Linked DNA regions of Homo sapiens: region 2 is linked to region 1. A link is a loop called in an ENCODE intact Hi-C map of the cell type or tissue named here. Cell type or tissue: Calu3. All regions are shown on one strand. Links, peaks and the distances in the headings refer to the core of each region. The heading gives the core; the rest is flanking DNA.

Region 1 (8,086 bases), core at 2,060-7,059:
AACAGCTAAGAGAATGGAGGCCTGGGTTCCAGCCCTAGGGCTACCTTTAACTGGGTATGTGACCTTGAGCAAGTCTGTGGGGCCTTTATGAGTTTCAGTTTGATCATCTATCCTAGGGGAATAATAATATGGGCCCTTCAAACTGTGCAGGGTTGTAACACACCTTAAATGAAAGAATTATGCAAACGTACCCTGAAAAAGTTTAGATCTCTGTAAAAATGCCAGGTTGCAATCACCACTGAATGAAATCTCATGGTATTTGGGGAGACAGCTAGTTCTAAAAGTTACAGAACCTGAGTCATATTTGCTCCATTCCCTGGTATATAATCTGAAATCGCTTCTTGATGCTTTATTGATGAAAAATATCCCAAGTCTTCCTCGTAAACACATTTTTCATGATTATTTTCTTTCACAGTGTTTTTCTATTCAAAATCAACAGCTGAATAATTCAACCCATGTCTGTAAGCCCACTGCCTTCTGTTGGCAGGACTAACAATGGAGATGGGAAAAAATGAGGGCAGAAGAGAGCAAAGCCATCCCTTTTTGTATTTCCATCAGAGAGCTTGCCTGGAGTCTGTCCTAGGTCCTTAGCTTCTCTTATTGGTGAAAATATTCCCTGTTACAGCTCTTGTCACTGCCTTGGAGACATTTCACCCTGACTGGTAGGCTGTCACATGGCTGTCAGTGGCCTCAGCGGGTTCGCCTACCTGCTTGTATTTCATTTCACATCCGTGCAAATTGCAGCAGTAAGGTCAGCCGGAGAGATGCGCAGCCTTTCCACCGCACCTTCAGCAGAAGCCCACTTCATGCCCTCCTCTGCTCACCATTCGTCAGCCTGGGTCCTCAGGCCCTTATTTTCTGCCCAGTTCACACAAACCCTATTACTTATTTTTCTCCTCTCCAGCAGGGGAGCAAAGCTACATTGCCGTCTGGAAACACAATTCCTCCTGTAGATCAGACCGAAAGAATGTCTCATCTTCCCAGTAGTTTTTCTTATCTTTAGAAGAAAAATCCAAAGTGACTTTGGCTGTGGTCAATCATTAGACCTGAAGTCACCAACTTCATTTGTCTGTTTTACTCTTAAAATCAGGGTGACAGGAATGTTCTCTTGGCAGCTGGCCAGCCCTTCCAGTATTATTGCTGTGTCTTCAGCAAGCATGAAGTTTGGGGTTAGAGTTGAGAGTCCTGGAGACCTCAACATTTTCCCAAGGCTGAAGTTCTGCCAGCATCTTGGGCAGGTTACTAGTTTGCTTCCCTTTAGCCAAAAACTCGAGTATACCAGATTCTTGGGCAAATACGGGTTATCAAAAATGAGTCAGTCCTTCAGTAGCATGTAAGAAAATATATACGACTTTCCTCTTGATCACCATCTCCCAAAAGAACAGTGTGTCTTTTAAATGATTGTTTTCCATGGCAACTTCCTCTACATTGAGAGTCACAAGAGTGGTCCAAAGTTGGCCCAAGAAAACCTGTACCTTTTACTCCCAAGTTGATTTTTCAAGCATCTCAGACCATTACAGACCAGGTCAGCTTTCTCAGCTCTTCTCTAGTGAGAAAGGGTCTCCGGAAAAGTCGGTGAGGACAGCTACTCAGGTCTTCCATGGTCAGTTTAGGAAAACAGATCAAAATATTTTATGAGGTGTAAAAATAAGCCATGAAAAATTGTATACTTCAGCAGAAAGCCCGTGCTAAAATCCCAATACACTGAAAAGTTTCCCTGCAGTAATATTGGTCCACATTTCAGAAGGCTAGAGGGAAAACACTAAGAAATAATTTTCTTGTTCAAAGAATAATTTGTTCTCTGGTAGAGCTGCAAGTTTAAGCAGTATTTCATAATGGAACCCTTTGGGAAAGATTTGAAACAAAATAAGCTACAATCATTCCCTCATTCATTATTCAACGGTTATTTATTGAACACCTACTACATGCCAGGTTTGTTGGAGACTCAGTGAGGTTTCCAAAGATGAATCAACCCTGCCTGGATCCCAAACTAGGAATTTGACCAAACTCATTGAAGAGGAAAACGTCAGCATTAGCAGTAACAACATAAAACTTCCTGTTTATCAAGTGCTAGGAACTATGCTGGATATTCTCTTCCCAACAGCCCTACCAGAGAGGTACAAGTGAAGTCAGTGAGATTAAGAGACTTCTGGTAAACTGGCCAGCATATACACAGCTAGTGTGTGGCAGAATCAAGATGCAAACCAGGGCCACTCTGACCCCAAAGCTTTTGATATGATAAGCACCGCAAGGTTCACTCTGAGAAAGCTGACTGGCAGTGCTAGAAGGGGAGAAATTACATCTCAGCCTTTCTTTAACATGGGGTTTCAAAAGCAATGTTAACCTAGACTTGGTGGTGTCACCTTAATACACATGTAACATACAACTTTTCTCATCCTAGGAATGAACCTGGCAGCTCACTTCAGTTTCTCATGCTCACTTATTTTTGTAAATGTTACTGATTGGGTTATGGATCTTAACATCTTTGGACTGGCTACTTTGTCCTGACCTCTCCCGTGGCAATCAGTTCTAATTTCATTGAAAATGCTACATGTTCAGTCTGTCCACTTTCCTAGATCCCCTTTTTCTTTCCTGGCAGAAACCTTTACCATGTGGTTCCCACGGGGTTATTCCATATCCTCCCATATTAGTCCATTCTCACGTTGCTATGAAGAAATACCAAAGACTGGGTAACTTACAAAGGAAAGAGGTTTAATTGACTCACAGTTCTGCATGGCTGGGGAGGCCTCAGAAAAATTACAATCATGGCGGAAAGCACCTCCTCAGGACGGCAGGAGAGAGAATGTGCCAGCACAAGAAATGCCAGATGCTTATAAAACCATCAGATCTCGTGAGACTCGCTCATTAACACGAGAACAGCATGGGGGAAATCGCTGCCATGATTCAATGACCTCCACCTGGTCCCACCCTTGACACGTGAGGATTATTACAATTCAAGGTGAGATTTGGGTGGGGACACAGAGCCAAACCATATTGCTTCCTTTCCCTAAGAACAGGATCAATCCAGATAACCTGAATATTCCATTCCCACTGACCACAGTGATTGGTTCAGATACGAGAATGGGACCCACTCATACCAATCAGTCTGGAATGCCAAGGAAGAGAGTCTCTTGCCACTGGGTGGTAAGTTGGAAGAGTGTGAGTTCAGAGCTCAATTTGCCATCTTTCCCCACATACACAGCTGACGGACAGAGTGTGTGCACCCTGACAACACCACAAAGTGTCTGGCCCCTCGTACCTGAGGCTAACTGCACATCTGGTCTTTTCAGTATGGAATGCCAATAAGTGCCTTCTTTCTAGAAGCTCTTTTGAGTTGGGTTTCTGTCACTAGAAATCACAAAAATTCTAACACATTAGGGCAGTTAGTTGTCTACAGAATTCTTTGATTATGTGTGCCCCATCACTAAAAAATTTTGCTCACCCTTAGTATATGTACATTTATTATATACTTGTATTGTGGCACAAACATTACAAAGCATACACAAAACATATATGTTATAAAAGGATGATTAAAAGCTAAATATAAATAATAGCTTAATGTTTTCTTTCTGAATCCCTTTGAATTACCTTGCAAGCCCCTGAATAGCCACATCCCACTTTAGAGACCACTTCATTAAAGAATAGTACCAACCTAATGGTTTACAACCTGAAGCCATATTGGAAGGCTTTTCTTCAGAATGCCAGTGTTGTCAATAATATGACTGCAGTCTAACAGAAACCTGCAGAACCAAATTCTCCTATTATAAGCAGATGCCCGATCATTAGCTTTTAATTATATATTTAAATTGCAAATATTTCAAAAAAGAACAGCATTCCAAATTGACACATCTGGAACTCCGTGGAAAGGGAAAATGATCTAAGCAATAATTCTGGACAGAGCCATGTCTACTGTCTTCTACCTAGAGAGCAAACAGGAAGAAACACTATTCAGTTTCCTGAGGTCTGTGTGGAGGCAATCAATGCAGTAAGAAGAATCATAGCAAGAGTGTGAAGGCCCATGCCTATGAAGAAACACCATCTTTGTACTTATAAACTGCTCAATAAAAGTTTCCTAAACAGAGTTAGGAGGATAAGAGATATTGGGCAGTACTGAGAGAAAAATCAGAGCTCAGGACTTAAAAAATAAAGCAGTTTCTATTGGTGATGCATTCTAGCCTGTCGCTTTGCTGGTGATTGGTAGAGATGAAAGTCATTGAAACTTGGAAGACTGGGAATTTTAGAAAATGGGATGATGAGGAGCTCAATAACGTCCTCTCCTTTTCAAGGCCATCGCTGAAACCCTCGCTGCCCTCCCCATGGAATTAACTTTCTCATAACTTGACTTTGGTGCCTGTCACACTGTGTCATAGCTAGGTGACCTTCATCTAGCTCTTTCACCTAGCTGTAGGTATTTTGACTACATTTCATTCATCTCTGCATCCCTAAGGCTTGCTTAACACAGGACGGGGCAACTTCTGTGATGAACAAATGCATGCATTACCCAGCTGAGAGCCAAAAAAAAAGAAATTTATTTAAGGCTTTTGTTTGGCAAGAGATAAAACAGTAAGAACTCCAATGTACAAGGAATACCATTCCAAATAGAGAACTTTCTCATCTCTACCTGAAGATGTAAAGTGGATAAGAAATGGTGAGCCTTATGTGAGTCACTTTAAACCCATATGTGGTAAGACCTGCAGCCTGAGTCTACTGCTTCAAAAGGCAAGAGGTACCTTCTTATACCTTCTTATGCCTTCTCAATGACACATTAAAATAAGGAAAATAAAAATGGAAAATATTCAATATATGTGATAACCTCTTTACATGCATCAACAAAAAATATAAATATGTACTATCATCTCCAATTTACAGATGTGAAAACTGAGATTTGCAGAGGTCAAATAACTTACCCAAGTTAACAAAGTCAAAATTCAAACACAGAATTGTGTGACTTCAAAACTGTGCTTTATTAGAGGTTTCATTTGTTAAGCAGCCCCTCTCCTCTAGGTGGCCCTAGCTGTAATCCCTCTCAACCAGGATGCAGGATTTGATCCTTGGGTCCTTGTTGACTACGTTCCCATTTAACCCCTTTGCTGACTGACATCCTGTCTTTCTGAGCCTCTAGGATTGGTAGGACAGCACCTTTAGGAGTCCTGATTCTAGCAACTCTCTGCTGCCCCCACCTGGCACCCAGAAGCACATACTTGATCATTTCAACCTAATAAATCCCTCACTAGCACTATCCAATAGCCACAATATGTAGCTAAGTTTTCAAGAAGCTACATTAACAAAGTAGAAAGAAATGGATGAAATCAATTTTCATTACTTTGTTTGGGACAGGGTCTCGCTCTGTGGCCCAGGCTGGAGTGCAGCGGCCTGACGTGATCTCGGCTCACTCCAACCTCCAAGTCCCAGGCTCAGGTGATCCTCCCACCTCAGCCTCCCGAGTAGCTGGGACTACAGGCGCATGACACCACGCCCTGCTAATTTTTCTATTTTTAGTAGAGACGGTTTCGCCATGTTGCCCAGGCTAGTGTCAAACTCCTGGGCTCGAGCAATCCTCCACCTTGGCCTCCCAAAGTGCTGGGATTACAGGTGAGAGCCACCACGCCTGGCTACATTTTTATTTAAACGTATATATCCAAAATATTATTTCAATACCAAAAATTAATGATATTTTACACACTTTTTCCATCAAAATCTGGTATATATTTTTACAATTAAAACACATCTCAGCACCATGGGGAAAGGTATATTTAAACACACACACACGTAATTAGCCGCTTTTTAAGCACTCAGTTACCACGTGTGGGCTAGTGGCTGCTATAGTCGACAACTTACCCTGAGACACTAAATCCACTTTTCATGTCTGGTGAAATAAGTAAAGTGTTTCTGTCTGGAGAGAAAATGGCATTACCAAATTTAAATACTTAGCTAATGTGTTCCACCAAATCAACCTGGATTATGATAGAAGTCTATTACTTGAGAGGCAATCTTAATATAATGAGGAAAGCACGGGCTTACTGGTCAGATGATCTCAAGTTCAAATCCCAGCAAAACCACAGATGAAAGGATCTTCACTAATTGTAATTGTGAGAAAGCAGGCATTTATTTAATGGAAAATTAACACTCAGCAAATGGATAACAACTTGTGGTACATTTATATGATGGAATATTATACCTCATTTAAATTAATAAGCTAAGTCTACCTGTATGCACAACATGGATATAACAATAATAATGTTTCGTGAAAAAATATGATACAATAGGACATCCTCACATGAGATCATTTTTTAAAAGTATAAGTACTTGCAAAATAATATAATATATTGTTTGTGGATATAGACTGACGAAGCTAAATTATGAAAACACGCCTGAAAAGGTAAATATCCACTTCAGAAGAGTGGTTCTCCCCCCACCCACCACCCCCACCGCAGAGAGCAGAGAAATCTGCTGGCCCCTCACAGGGGACCAAAGGAAGGATGCTCTACAATCGGGGAAAAGGGGCTATAGGCCCTGGGAAAGTTGGCTTGCCTACCTGCTGCTCTTCTCACAGAAATGCCTCTTTTTTTTTTTTTTTTTTTTTTTTTTTTTTTTTTTGGAGACTGAGTCTCGCTCTGTCACCCCAGGCTGGAGTGCAGTGGCACAATCTCAGTTCACTGCAATCTCTGCCTCCCAGGTTCAAGTGGTTCTCGTGTCTCAGCCTCCTGAGTAGCTGGGATTACAGGTGCCTGCCATCATGCCCGGCTAATTTTTGTATTTTTTTTTTTTTAGTAGAGAAGGGTTTTCATCATGTTGGCCAGTCTCACCTCGAACTCCTGACCTCAAGTGATCCAGCCGTCTCAGCCTCCCAAAGGTCAGCCACCACAACTGGCCAGAAATGCCTCTTTAAAAAGACATCTGATGAAATACTATAATTTCTAAGTGTTTGAATGTTGTTATAATTATTAATCATTGACACGTTAATCATTTCCATTTAGCTTCTTATCAATCACTACAATTCTTAAGAATAAAATGTCTGCCCAGAGATAAGAATGTGGAGTCGGAAGATGCTTTATTACTAGAAATATTAAATCAAGATGAAATTGCAGAGTTGTTCCAAGACAAAAATGTAAAGGCACTTTCTGGCCCTTTCTATTGAAAACTAAAAGGAATTTGAAAGGGTAGTTACTGCTGTTAATGTTTCACTGCGCGACAATTTAAGGAATTTACTTTGTTATAATACATCTGACATTGCCTCAACTCCCGTTCCAATCACAGAAATGCCTCCAATAAAATACATGCCAGGAATTAAAAACACTTTATTATTATCATTATTCCTTTAAAGGGGATATGGGGAGTTCTTTGTGCAGTCCTTGTGATTTTTCTCTAAGTTTGAAATTATTTCAAAATAAATTTTAATTTAAAAAAAGGGGGTGGTTCTCTAGGGGTTCTCTGAATGGAGAGAAATGGAACACAGTGTGGAAGGGGAGACTTCAACTGTATTTGTGATGATTTATTAAGAAGGAAGAGGAGGAGAGGGAAAAGAAATTCTAAGACCAAAACTCGGGCAGTTAACAAATGACTACACGTCAGGAAGCCCCTTGCCTGAAGAACACCATTTGTTCAGCCTCTCTCTCCTGTTAGTTTTGAAGGAGCAAACCCATCCAGTGCAATTCTTTTTTTTTCTTTCTCTCTCTCTTTTTTTTTTTTTTTTTTTTTTTTGAGATGGAGTTTTGCTCTTGTTGCCCAGGCTGGAGTGCAATGGAGCAATCTCGGCTCAACACAATCTCTGCCTCCTGGGTTCCAGTGATTCTCCTGCCTCAGCCTCCCGAGTAGCTGGGATTACAGGCATGTGCCACCACACCCAGCTAATTTCCTATTTTTAGTAGAGATGGGGTTTCTCCATGTTGGTCAGGCTGGTCTCGAACTCCCAACCTCAGGTGATCCGCCCACCTCGGTCTCCCAAAGTGCTGGGATTACAGGCGCGAGCCACTGCGCCCGGCCACAATTCTTAATCTAGAGAGTTTCAGACAAGCTCCGAACCAAAAATCTGTTTTCCAAGGTAGCCCACCTTCCCACATGGCAAATCTGTCCTTCAACGACACTG
Region 2 (8,086 bases), core at 1,924-6,923, 360 kb before region 1:
GGTCAGGAGTTTGAGACCAGCCTGGCCAACATAGTAAAACCCCATCTCTACTAAAAATACAAAAACTAGCCAAGTGTGGTGGTGGGTGCCTGTAATCCCAGCTACTCGGGAGGCTGAGGCAAGAGAATCACTTGAACCCAGGAGGTGGAGATTGTAGTGAGCCGAGATCTTCCATTGCACTCCAGCTAGGGTGACAGAGCAAGACTCCGTCTCAAAAAAAAAAAAAAAAGGAAGATACTAAATGTAATTTATGTAATAACAAGTAAAAATAATTAAACACTTACTTTGTGCCTGGTACTATTCTAAATATTTTGTGCCTGATAACTCACTTAACCCAGATATTAACATGGTGGTAATTATTCTGATTAATTTCCCATTGTCATTGTTAGCTTTAGAGCAATTGTTTTTTCAGATCCATGCAGCCCTGGTTAAACTGAAACTTCTATATTACGGCAGCAAAATTAGCCAAATATTTATGTTGTTACACATTTAAGCCCAGCAATTTAAAATACATTTTAAAAAATCAGCAGACTTTTCATATGCTATATTTCTAACTTTAATAGCATAATGGGTTTTTTAAATCTTGCATTTAAATAATGAAATATGTTTAGATAGCAACAGATGTATACAGAAGAGATGTACCCCAGATGTAAGGCTTCCCAGAGAGACATTTGTAAATGTTTAATCATAATTTCAGGTGTTAATTAGCATAGCAAATCATTCTTTTAGGCAAAATTATTTTTATGACTTGACTTAGTTATTAAAATGGAAATTAAATAGAAGAACAGAAATTCAGGGCGTTATTTTGTTCATAGGCATTCAAGCCTATATCAAATTGTATAAGTTCTTTTAATGATTTCATACTACTATTATATGACTTTGGTATTTGTTTAAATTTATGACTGACACACAGTAATAGCACATATTTATGAGGTATAACATGATACTTCAATACACATGCAAAAACTTACATCATTTTCTTGTACTTTACCTTACTGTGCTTCCCAGGTAATTGCATTTTTTGGTGCCTTTTTTCCCCACAAATTGCAGATTTGTGGCATGGCAACCCTGTGTCAAACAAGTCTATTGGCACCATTTTTCTGACAGCATGGTGCTCACTTTATGTCCGTCACATTTTAATAATTCTCGAAATATTTTAAACTTTTATGTTATCTGTTAGTTAGGGTGATCAGTGATCTTGGACGTACAAAATTGTAATTACTTTGGGGCACCACGAACCTTGCCTATATAAGATAGCAAACTTACCCAATAAATAAATGCTGTGATGTATTCTAACTGCTCCACCAACTGGTTGTACTTCATCTTTTTCTTTCTCCTTGAGCCTCCCTATTCCCCAAGACACAACAATATTGTAATTAGGCCAATTACCAACCCTACAAAAACCTCTAAGTGTTCAAGTGAAAAGAAAAGTGGTATGTCTCTCACTTTGAACCAAAAGCTAAAAACGATTGAGTTTACTGAAGAAGGCATGTTAAAAGCTGAGGTAGGCCAGAACTGGACCTCTTACTCAGTTTTTGTGCATATATAGTAGGTGTATGTATTTATGGGGTACATGAGATGTTTTGATACAGGCATACAATACGAAATAAGCCCATCATTGAGAATGGGGTATCCATCCCCTCAAAATAACTTAAAGAGTATAGTTGGATTGTTTGTAACGCAGAGACTGATTCTTATCAAAGCAGACGCCAGCACCGCATATGCCTCCTATAAAGCTTGCAGAACCATGAGCCAATTAAACTTCTTTTCTTTATATAAACTACCCAGTCTCAGATATTCCTCTATAGCAATGCAAAAACACCTAACACACTCAGTCAAGTTGACATGTAGAATTAACCATCACACCAAGCCACAGGAATTTACATTTGACTTTCCTCATCTCTGTCATGACATATTATAATACAAGATTATATATATCAGCCCATTTTCATTGAGTATTTTTCTTGTTTTCTATTTTGCTAGTTACCTTGGAATAATCTTAAGAGACAGAGGCAGAAACTACTTCAATTCCACTATTTTGAAACTGAAACACCCCAATCTGAGCACCCTAAATAGGCTATTCTGTTAGGCTGCTTTGGCGTTGCTATATAGAAATATCTGAGGCTGGGTAATTTAAAGGGAAAAGTAGTTTAATTGGCTTACAGTTCTGTAGACAGTACAAGAAGTGTGGTGCCAGCAAGGGGGACCAGGTGTCTCACATGGCTAGTGCAGGAGCAAAAGAGAGAGGAGGGAGGTGCCACATACTTTTAAACAACCAGATCTCAAATGAACTCAGAGAAATAACTCACTTATCTTCAAGGGATAGTGCTAAGCCCTTCATGAGGGATCCACCTCCATGGCCCAATCACCTCCCACCAGGCCCCACTTCCAACAATGGGAATCACACTGCAACATGAGATTTGTATGGGACAAACATGAAACATATCAGCCATCATGGTACTTTCTCCTCTTTATCTGATATTAGAGATCTTTATGTATGTGATTTATTTCTGCTATAAAACTCATGCTTCCTTAAAAGAGGCTATCTGCATCTACTTCACGGCCTAGCACACTTCCTTTTATATGCTACATTCTTTATGTAATTGTGGAATGAATAAATTAAAAAATTAATAATACTAAATCAAAACAATATCATTTTTCTTAATCTCTTCCTGTAAATTTTTCTGTAGAGTATACAGGCTTGACTGTCTCATGTTTTCTGGAGTTATACTAAAAAAATTTACTAAAATTTAGCTTGGTTCTAGAAACCATGAGGGAAAAATAAGACAAACAGAACAAAGCAAAGGTGCAATCAATGCCCTCAAATAGGTCACAATCCTTTTGAAATTCTAATATTCACAAGAATATAACCAGAAAAGACTAGAAATAAAACATTAAATATTTTGTCATAATGTGAGTTCAAGTGTAGAGGGGTCAAATCTAGGATTTCATAACAGATTTATAGTTTCAAATGTCTTTTTTATCATAGAACCACCTCCTTTGCAAGATGACCCTAATATTTTCTAGAATCAGCCTGTCTACTTACAATTTTCTAATTATGTTTAGGAGTCAGGTATCCTGAAGAAACCAAACACCATTTTATGGGCAATAACTCTCTTGACTCCTTGGAATAATCATCACCATTCAGTTTGCATTTTCATGAGACTGCATTATTTATGACATTATAAATGCTTCTTTCTATTCCAAATGGTTCTGAGTTATCTTCATCAATAAATCAATAAATTATGTCTGTACCTCAGAAATCCTCCTCAGGTGTTTGTTAATGGCAAGCCATTTGCCAAGGAGCCAAGAATTCAGAAACTGAGCTTGTCTTGAAACACATAATTGCTTTCCAAAAGCTTTGAGACAGTACTAGATTGATTTCAAAAGTCCCTTCCAGTCCACATTTCTGTGATCAGATAGATTACAGATAGATAGTTATAGGTCAGTAGATATATAGATAGATACACAGATAAACATAAACATGTTTTTAAAATGGCCAAGTTTGGTCTAACAATATTTCTTGACTTGCCATGTCAATAGTCAACATACGAATAATAAAACCTGCTTTCGAAATATTTTAATTCCTTGTAATAACTTCAATGTGTCAGGAGGACCATCCATATTCAAGGCATCTGATATTAAAATAAAGGATATCTTTTGTTGAAATTGAGTTATGAGTAATAGAGGGATGCTAAGTGAATAGACAGACAAATGGATTAAATCTTACGGGTAAGGGCTTTGCTTCCAGATGCAGAGAGCTTTTAACTTGAATCTCAATGTTATTACTTGTGAAATATGTTACGTTGGACAAGCTACTTTTTATTTCCAGGCCTTAATATCTCCATCTTTAATGTGGGTGTGATAATGGTATTTACCTCCAAAAAGGGCTACATTAAATGAGATTACACATATTAAGTATTACATAATTCTGGCATATAGTAAGTGCTGAGTAAATGTTAATGCTTTAATCAAAAGTAACAAGTGTTCCAAAAAGCAAATCTTTATGAAAGTGTACGATGCTTAGGACATGATGATACCCTTTTTCCTCCCTGGACAACTGAAGTAAAGTGAAGTAAAACAAGACACGACAAATATGTTCACCAGATACAGAATGATCTGGGCTCTCTATAACATGCTCTCCTATCAGTTCCAGTAACTCTAATTTCTATCTATTCCAAAGTACTTAGAGCTCACCTAAAGTATTATTCTGTGACATGCCTTCGGCTCTTTTTACAAGTTTTCTCTGACTAAAATTTGCATCCCTCCCCAACTACCTCCCCATTCTTAACTGGAAAAGTCTTACAAATCTTGCAAGAGCCAGTTCAAGTACTTCCTTTTCTGTGAACCCTGCCTCTCACCTAAAAAAAATAGAATTACTTACTTCCTCTTTTACTCCACCATAGCACTTATAGATGCCTCTACTAATGAAACTCTGTTTCATAGTCTTTTGATGTATCAGTTTCCCCGGCTGGTCTGCGAGTTTGTTGAAGGTAAATACTATGTCTTATTTACCTCTGCACTGCTAGCACATAGAATAGAACCCAATAACTAGTAAGAGATTAATACTGAACTAATGACTGAATAAAATATAGTATGTTACAAATGACTCATGTGTGAGTCACTGTTTCATGTGACAGAAAACCCAAAATGACAATGGTTTAAACAATTTACAAGTGTTTTTCTCTCTTATGATGGAAGTCCAGAGTGAGGCACAGTAGAGTCAATACAGAGGTCTTACAGTCATTGTCATCATGACTCAGCCTCCTTCACATGCTCAGTCCCTGGGATGTGGCTCTGGTATTCATGGTGTCAAATGAAAGCTGGTGCTTCAGCCATCATTTCAGTGTCCTATCATATTTCAGCAGCGAAATGGAAAACTAGGATAAAGGTCATCTTAAGACAACATCTTGGAAGTACAATAGTCCCCCCTTATTCACAGGAGTATGTTCGAAAACCCCTGTTGGATACCTGAAACCACAGTAGTATTGAATTCTACATACACTGTATTTGGAGTTCAAGTGCATTTGCCTCTACATACATTTTGATGAAGTTTAATTTATAAATTAGGTACAGTAAGAGATAAAACAATAATAAAATAGAACAATTATGACAATAATGTATTATACTAAAAGTTATGTGAATGTGATCTTTCTTTCTCAAACTATCTTAATATTTTTGGACCACAGTCGACCACAAGTAACTGAAACAGGAAAGTGAAACCACAGGTAAGGACACACTACTGAACTACACAGCACTTCAGCTTATTGGTTAGAGCTTTGTCACATGACCACATGTCCTAAGGTGTTTATCAATAGCAAGAGGTAATCAGGCATTTTCAATCCAGATTCTATCACCAAAGAAGAATTAGTGCATCCATATTAGGAGCACTGGGCAGTAAAGAGGTAATTAGAGACCATCTCAATCACTTCTGTTCACATTATTTTGTGGTAACATAGAGTTTGGACCCAGAGATCTTTAAGATCCCTTGCAAGTCTTTCTTGTCTAATATTGTAAAAAAAAAAAAAAATTAAAGCTGCAGATGGTAGAAAACAATTGTGTGCATTTATACTATAACATAGTTATTTTAGTCCCCAAAATCTGTATTTTTTAAAAGAATTCCACTATTCAAAGAGCCAAAAAAGGAAAATGGAAGAGTGGGATAAACCAATATTTCCTAATAAAATTTAAAAGAAAATCTCTAAAGGCAGCTTTTTAAATGTTAAATATATGTATCAGCCTATGTCAGCAGCAGTAGTTATGGGGAAGTCACCCCCTGATTATCTCCATCAATATCCCCAAACTCCCAAGTGAAAAATAACATTATTTTATATAAATAACTGGGATTTCCTCAATTCTGTGCTAAGCATTTTAACATTTTTATTGACCTGTAATATGCTTAAAACAATCTACTCACGCATCAAACACAGCTTTAGAATAAGCCCCCAAACCTTCCTGCAACCCCATTCTCTACCACCACCCTTGATGGCAAAAAGCCCATTCTCATAGATGTCCTGGAAACACCAAGCATCTAGACTTGAGGAGTAGGAAACTCATAGGCACCACCAAACATCAAGTTTTCAAAACAAAATGAATTTTTATAGCTGCTAGGTATTAAAGGCATTTAGTAATTTGTAAATCACAATCTGTTACCAATCCAGCCTTGAAAAAGCTCTATCTTCAAATGTAAACCCCAAAAAAACCTCAATCTGAGATGTCTCTGTAAAGCTATAGAAAGCAGTCAGCCAAGGGGACATGGCAGTGTGTGCTCTGAGCTAACATTCCATACCTGCTGCTGCCAATTTTCTGCAAAGTGAACTCGTGTGACACTGTTTTTTGTCTTGTTTTAGCTACTTACCTGGTATTTTCATTCCAAAGAAGTCCAGTTAGATTTCAAGGTTCTGTCACATAAACACCCATAGAAAATGTTGAGCTGCTTTTTTAAGTTATGTGCCTCATACTTCGGTCCTTGTAACACTTAAGAATCCAAAATTATTTCATTTTCCATAATTCAGTTTTGACTGGTAGCAACAAAAATATATAGAAATTCTATTGGTTGATCAATAATTTTCTAAGGCAGCAGACAGACTGTAAGAAATTCATTCTTTCTGTGCAGTTGACTACTTACCAACAAGATTACCTACATCTCATGTCATGACCCTGAGAATTGCAAAATGATTATCATTATCTTGCCCTCCAAAAAGAAGAGAGGTTTTAAACTGACCCATTTCACATCTCAGAAATTATTTGGGCCTGAAATTGGGTAAAACATCCTAAGGGCCTGGCAGTCTCCTTTGTGCTTTGATAGCACATAAACCATCAAAAAATTAGAAACAGTTTTGAAATTGAGTCTAATGTAAATACAATAAAAAAGATAAAGGTTATACTTGTTTAATAAATGACAATGGAACCAACTGTCCCTGCTGTCCCTGGGAGAATGCCACCAATGCATTCTCCTGGCTTATGAAGAATAAGTACCTCACTCCATCCTCAGCCAGTATGCTTTCTTTTCTAGCCAAAGGAAAGTGTCATCACTACAACTGTTACAATCCCCCCAAATCTCATAAACCCCTTTCCAGGACATAGTCCTATACAAAAATACTACACTCCCCATAGAAAATCATTCACAAGATTCCTATAATCTATTGGATCAAATTTATGATTTCATTCACTCATGCATTTTTTTATACTTTGGGGCTTCTGTGTTCAGCACCTAGATAAAAGACAGATTATATCAACTCTACTTTAAATGCTTTGCCAAGACCCTCAAAAAAATTACTGAAAGACAAAAAGAGTGAAGAAAGAAAAACAGGGAGCTGAAATAACAATGTTACGTGATCTCAGAAACCAAGGCTCTGTCAGAACAACAGCTGATGTTAGAAACTAGATCTTTAGGGATTAACTGCTTAGGAGAAAACAAGAAAGTAGGTATAAGTTCACCAAAGTGTGTGCATGTGTTGGGGGAGAGTACTGAACTTGAGATCCACACCTAGAATTGAATCCCGAAAGGAACCATATCATCAAAAGGAAAGGTAGGCTAGAAAAAAATCCACCTGCATGCAGTAATGACAACTCACAAGAAAATCTATTAATCTCTGTTAACATGTTGTATGGAAATTAACAACAACAACCATCTCCCCTAAGAATTAGTAAACATAGTCCTCTCTTCACATGGATGCACAATTGAAATTGACATGACATGTACAATAGAGAAAAATCTGATTCAAAAGTTTAATGTGGTACTGAAAAGGTCTTAGAAGGATTCAGAGAGAAAAATCAAAAACCTGTAAGGAACTACAATTAGATAGACTGCAAATTTCACAAGAGCAAAACATTGTACTGGACAAAGTTAAACAAGTGAAGAAGACTTCATTCTAGACTACTGCAATCAAGGAGACATACCCCAGTGCAGTCTGACCTCAACTCCAATGAAATAAAGGGTGTGACACTCTCCCAAGGAGACTAGGAGATAGAGGTATGGTCTTCCTTGATGATTACATTTGTAAAGGATGACTTCCAGGTTCTTGAGAAAGATATCCTGGATTGTAAAATCAGCAAGAAGCTTTTAAAAAGGATTTACATCTCA

Evidence for each region. Hi-C counts contacts between places; a loop is a spot of excess contacts. Peaks named below come from ENCODE experiments on the same cell type or tissue, not always from the same donor. Only the 100,000 strongest peaks of a DNase experiment are listed, where the experiment ranks them.
Region 2: a loop joins it to region 1, with 2.3 times the contacts of the local background. A loop is called at or near these places in 1 of 110 quality-filtered maps.

What each region holds. Positions count from the first base shown.
Region 1 is chr15:55,163,379-55,171,464 of GRCh38, forward strand. No RefSeq gene overlaps it. Among named protein-coding and RNA genes, the nearest start is that of RSL24D1, 30 kb to the right of the region's middle. In Calu3, for the core only: a CTCF peak has its summit at 5,177 (motif pointing left); a DNase peak (open chromatin) is centred at 5,173.
Region 2 is chr15:54,798,925-54,807,010 of GRCh38, forward strand. No RefSeq gene overlaps it. Among named protein-coding and RNA genes, the nearest start is that of RSL24D1, 390 kb to the right of the region's middle. In Calu3, for the core only: no CTCF peak of the experiment used is centred there; a DNase peak (open chromatin) is centred at 4,787.